Regions from separate parts of the Mus musculus genome. Here region 1 is linked to region 2. The links are chromatin contacts, found by Hi-C or POLR2A ChIA-PET in ENCODE. All regions are on one chromosome and are shown on one strand. The core of a region is the stretch at or near the end of the contact, and the rest is flanking DNA. Distances in the headings are between cores, read along the strand shown.

The links. Hi-C counts contacts between places; a loop is a spot of excess contacts on that map. ChIA-PET counts read pairs that join two places held with the same protein, here RNA polymerase II (POLR2A).
Region 1: a loop to region 2 is called in a map of left cerebral cortex, with 2.3 times the contacts of the local background. The contact joins two enhancer-like sites. A Hi-C loop is called at or near these places in 1 of 37 maps with a recorded cell type or tissue (left cerebral cortex). POLR2A ChIA-PET finds 5 or more read pairs at or near these places in 1 of 5 experiments (Patski).

The regions. Positions count from the first base shown.
Region 1 is chr1:52,595,932-52,598,692 of GRCm38, forward strand. It overlaps a transcript of Nemp2 not described here. Among named protein-coding and RNA genes, the nearest start is that of Gm28178, 17 kb to the left of the region's middle. Within about 2 kb of position 1,465, at least 1 of the 3 ENCODE cell types and tissues checked has a DNase peak (open chromatin) inside an H3K27ac peak, as active enhancers do.
Region 2 is chr1:52,463,509-52,466,410 of GRCm38, forward strand. It overlaps Nab1 (Ngfi-A binding protein 1), which reads right to left. Exons shown (of 8, transcript NM_008667.3): 6 at 1,277-1,439. Among named protein-coding and RNA genes, the nearest start is that of Gm23460, 20 kb to the left of the region's middle. Within about 2 kb of position 1,457, at least 1 of the 3 ENCODE cell types and tissues checked has a DNase peak (open chromatin) inside an H3K27ac peak, as active enhancers do.

The sequences.
Region 1 (2,761 bases), core at 215-2,714, 130 kb after region 2:
ATAAAAAAGTTGTGTATTCTTACATACGCTTTCAACTGATCTCAGACTTTAAGTCGGTATTTCACTCCCCTTGGTTTCAAAAGAGATAGCTAAATCCTGACCGCAGTTACTCTACAGTGAAATGTCTTATTCATATCTAGGCTTCAGCTCGTATTTACAGTGGGACTATTAACCCCTCCATTCTCTTCCAACAAACATGTCAGTTCACTTTTTTTTTTTTTTTTTTTTTTTTTTGGCTGTTGTTATTGTAACAAAATATCTGGGTAGCACATGAAGAAAGAGGTTTACTCACCTGTCAAACAAGGACCCAATCACCTTCTGCTAATCTCAACCGAGAGGCTCAGTTGCTTCCTATCAGGGCTACACTGATGACTACAGAGTTTGAACTCTCAGGAGACACAAACAGAGCACAGCGTGGTAACCAAAGGCTCTCATTTGCTCACACTGCTCTGCTGGCCTAGCCAGAAGACAGACATTCTTATGTTCACTCTGCCATATTTTGTTGGAAGTTAGCTTCTTGGAACCTGGTGGTAGTCATACCAGCACAGTGGCTAAGAAGTGAGACACTTGCTTTTTGCTTTTGCATCTTTTTATATGGGGACTTGTGGTGAAGAGCTTTGCTTTCTATAACGATACAAAGTTAAACATACAAAGAAGTGCTTAAAAAGTTCCAAGGAGCCAAGAAGACTTTCAAGTTTAAGGATAATACAGAGAAATGCTAAAGTGCACAGAAGCAGATCAAATTGTAGAAATTCAAGCAAAGAATGTGAGACAGGTGGACAGAGATGATTAAAACTGGCCCCACCACTGAGGGCTGAGAGGTCTGGCCCAGATAGAAATCCTTTTCCCAGTTCCCTGTCCAGCATATTGTAGATCTAACATTCTCAATTGTTAGAGATAGAAGAAGAGCAGAAATGGCCGCTGCTTCTCCCAGAAGAATTCACATCAATTATGAATGATAAAGCAAAGCAGCAAACACAAAGCAACCCACCACTCCTTAAAATCCAGATTTGGCTTGCATCTCTTCTTAAAGAGGAGGTGAGTTACAATAGAATTGCTTCTGCTCACATCTGTGACATAGAATAGTATCAAGCCCCGGAAAAAATAAAAAGAGTTGCCATGGGGCCTGGGGAGATGGCTCAGAGGATAAAGCTCTGGTCACAAGTGTAAGGACCCAAGTTCAGACCTCCGCACCCACACAGAGCTGATGGCAGTCATGGGGAGCCATCAGGATGTCCAGCCCTGTCCCATGCTGCTGTGAACAGGAGACCCTACCTAAAACAAGGTGGAAGGGAAGGGGACACACTTAAGGTTGTCCTCTGACCTCTGCACATGCGCTGTGGCATCAGTGTAGCAAGACACACAGATATCACACAAATGCACAGCAAAAGAAAGAAACCGTTGCTATGAACCCTTGTACGAGCCGTGAGAACACAAAGGCAGCAGAGACTGGCCTCCCTGCCTTCCCCCAGCCCACGCTCAGCAGATCTCTGGGCGTTGGCAGGGCCTCATGAGTGGGCTGGTCCTCCTTTTTGGTGTTGGCTCTGGACTGCACTGGTCTAATTCACTGCCAATTAATCTTGTCAGGCAGCCTGCTGATGCCAGCTGTAGCTCAAACACCCTCACGGCGAATACCCAGCCCAGTGAGCCTTTGTGTAGCCATCGCTGAAAATGTGAGTAAAAAGTTTTAATTTGGACAAACCCTAGGGCATCTGTTCTTCCTGAAAAAAGAAAAAAGAAAAAAAAAAAAGGTGCAACACTCGGTGTATACATTTTTTTTTTTTTGGTGGAGTTTTTTAAAAATAGAATAATCCAGTTTTGAACACGAGGGAGTTTTGAAAAACCAATTTAAGCATAAATAAGTTCATCAGCTACTCATTGTGCTGTGTAAAGCTTGTGAATTAAAAGAAACATAATGGTCATTAGGAAAAGCATGCCTCCCCCTCCCCCCCATTAGTAGTGTGCGTTGTTTGCTGAGCAGTGGGAGTGTGAATATTTGTACCTGTGTGAAGGAGAGGAGCGCGTAGGTTTGTGGGAAGTGGGTGCGGGTCACCGAGTCAGCGGGCGTGGGCGGAGGCTGGGCGCTGAGTCAGAGGGAGGAGGAGGGCAGGTATGTGTGGGCGGCTGGAGACAGCAGCCACAGCTTTGCATGCGAATGTCTCAAGGAAACAGTCCAAGCATTTTTAAAAAGCCTTAGAAAACTGGGAGTCAAAACTGAAGCAGAGTCCAGCTGACCAGGCTGCTTTACCGATGGATGATCTAAAGTTTTAAAATTATTACTTAAGTTATTTCTGGTCTGTGGCTATTTCTTTTTTTCCGCCTGATAATTGGTGTTGAACATTCCCATGTCTTTTGCAGGGCACTTTTTCTGCCTGTCCTCTCTTGTAAAAGTGACCTCAGAGTTGCCTTTGTGCACAAGTAGGACCCGGGCAGAGCCAGGGATGAGTGGAAGATGAGCTTAGAGTTTCCATCCAAAATAATCCTTAATGCCCTAAAGAGATAGTGTCACTGTTCTAACCTTATATGGGATTTTAAAATCTACTGCATTCAAGCCTGAAATGGCATGGTAACATGAGGCAGACAGGGAGCCATGGTTCATGGAGATAAACTGCCACATGCTGCCTACTGATTTAGGCATGGAGAGAGAACGTAGAAGGACTTGGCTATGGAGTGGGAGTCTGTACAATTAATCAAAAGCAAACGTGGGTGGGACATGGCGCTACCCAGCTGTGATCCCAGCACTGGGAAAGCAGAGGCAGGG
Region 2 (2,902 bases), core at 207-2,706:
GGCCCAGATGTCCACCAGCAGAAGAGCAGATAAAGAACACGAGGTACAGGTGCATGGGGGAGTTTTATTCAGCCAGCCAGAAAGAAAAGTAAAATGATAACACAGGGAAGCAGATAGGTTGGGAATCATATTACATTAAGTGAGGTAAGCCAAACTGAGAGATCAACTCCACAGTTTCTTTTGTATGTTGAACCTAGATGCACACACGCGCACACTGCACACGCATATATGTGTGTGTGTGTGTGTGTGTGTGTGTGTGTGTGTGTGTGTGTGTGTGTGTGTGTGTGATGAAACCAGAAAGGGGATGATAGGAAGAAGGGATTTTATGGAGGGTGAAGGGAGAGAGTGTAATATGGTATGTGTTACAAGAAAGGGGCTGTTGGAGGGAGGAAAATACTGCATGAAATACCACATCAAAACCTGTTACTTTTTAACAGGTTAAGTTATGAACTTAAATCATGTTTTAAAAGATGGACTCTTACTTGGTGAAAGAAATTATTAACAATACTAAGCACTTACTAGAAAGTAAATAATACATAAAATAAGACAATATCCTTCAGTATACTATTTACTGATATTGAAGCTAAGGACCGATTTACAGGGCTACACACCATTCCTCGCTACTTGAAGCTAAGCTGTGCATAAGCAAGGATGTCTTTTGCACTGCTCTGCCTTCTGGCCTTGGAGGCCTGCCTGGCATATAGAAAACACTTCAAAAAACCTTTTCAATGAGTGGATGACAATGACATGGGGTTTTCTTCATACTGAAGACAGGAGAAAAGCCAAAAACATTTTTTTTTTCAGAGTAGTAAAAACACTCATGACTCAGCTTTCTAACACAGACTTGTGTTAGGAAACAAATATACATTTTAGACAAATTGATTTTTGAAATTTAAAGAACGATGTTTCTGTCGTTTGGAAAAGGTGAGGGTGTACTTCAGTGGAAGGCCCTGGGTTCAATCCTAGCACCACAAGGAAACAGGTGCTATCAGCAAAGCAGCATCTTTGACGGAATCTGTTTCTTAGGGGAAATGGGCTGTATTCGCACATCCCTGTCCTGACCAAGCCTCTACACATGCGCAAGCTACAGTACAGGAATAATAAAACGTAAGGACTTTTAGAAATTAAAATATACAGGATGCAGGATGACCACTTTCCTCTGAAAAGGGACTAGTGAAAATGGATTTCTGCAGATATGATCCCTTCAAGACATAAAGGAATCCATTCTCCCCACTTCTCTTTGAGAGGCAAGTGGCCAGTCACTGCAGAGGCTCACCTTGTCCATCAGAGCTATCAGAAGGCAGGCCGCCATCAGGGCTCTGCTCGCCGGAGCTCTGCCTGTAGAGCCCGGCCGTGAGTCTCCTCTCCTGCTGCAGCCTCTCATACCCGGCCTGGGCACACAGGAGCTCCATCTGCTTCGCCATCCCCTTTTCAGCCTGCTAGTGAGTAAAGCAAAGATAAAAGCAATAACTAAAGCATTCTAGATTTCTTCATGGCCTGATGCTGCTAATTTGAGACACCAGCGAATGCATTTAGTATTTATTAAAAGGAGCTCACACTTCCTGTGGATGTATATCTGCCTCCATAACTATGAATGCATGCTTGTGTCATGTAAGACACCAGGTTTGTTCAAAAGGTTTCCTTTCAGTCCCATAAAGAGAACTCTATGTAAACTCAAAGCCAATGTAAGCTTCACTTTGTTTCCCAAGGTTCTGAGTCCTTTAAAGGATTTCCCCTTCTTTCTAAAATAGAAAAAAAGAAAAGAAATCAAGAAAGAAAGAAGATGGAAAAAAAGAGCCTAAGAGCAGCAGCAACATCTGCTGTCAACTGCTTTGAGCACAGGGTGAAATCCTGGCATCTTATTTTAGGATTTGGCGCTACCCAGATTCTGCTATGATGACAGCCTGCTTGGAGGAGAAAAGGTGTAAAATGCTTGTCTAGAAGAACAAGACAAACACACCTCCCACCAAAATTAAACAATGCAAATTATGCAGAGAGGCATCCCTGCCAGCAAGGATCTCTGCCTCCATCCCAGAGTGAAGCAGCATTTCCAAACCACGCATAGATGGACATGTTTGAAACAGAAGGCTGCTGTGTGACATATGAGGTCACCTCTGCACGTGTTTTAGAGGCTCCTTTTCTGTGTTCTGCTTTAAATTACTTGCATGTGATATTCAAAGCAGTGTGTCTATATGACATTTGCCAATGAAGTAATAGTCAAAATGCAGATATGATTCATTATCATGTTATATAAAAGTACTATAAGAATGCCACTATGTAAAATTGGTTACAAAAGTCATGATTCACAATTTTAAAAATCAATAGATGGAACACATAATGGATTAAAAAACAGAAGAAATACCCTTATTACTTTTCTAGACATGTACAAACCAGATCAAAGGTAACAACTTCATTTTGGCAAGTTAACTGGGGACATTTCAACAGGCCATTCTGGGAGGGAAACATAGTAGCAAGGTTTGGCAATACTAAACGGGCCTGCAAACAGGTCTGCAGTTCTGTCTAAAAGGGACATTCACACACGGACTTTGGAAATGTCCACTTCTGAGCACATACATAGTTAAAAATTGACTAAGATTTTGGGGTAGGAGGATAGCTATTGTAGCACACAGTACTGGCTGTAGAAGCCTGAGAAACCAAATTCAAATCCCAGCACCCACATGAAGAACTGAGCTGGGAGGTATGCGCCATGACTCCAGCATGAAGAACTGAGCTGGGAGGTATGCGCCATGACTCCAGTAGTGGGGAGCAGATCCAGCTGGGTTCCTGGGGCTCTGCAGCCAGCTAGAAGAACAAATAAGAACAAGGCTAACAAGAGCCCTGTCTCAAAAAAATCAAGGTGGGTGGACCCTGAGGAACCACACCCAAGGCTTCCGTCTGGCCT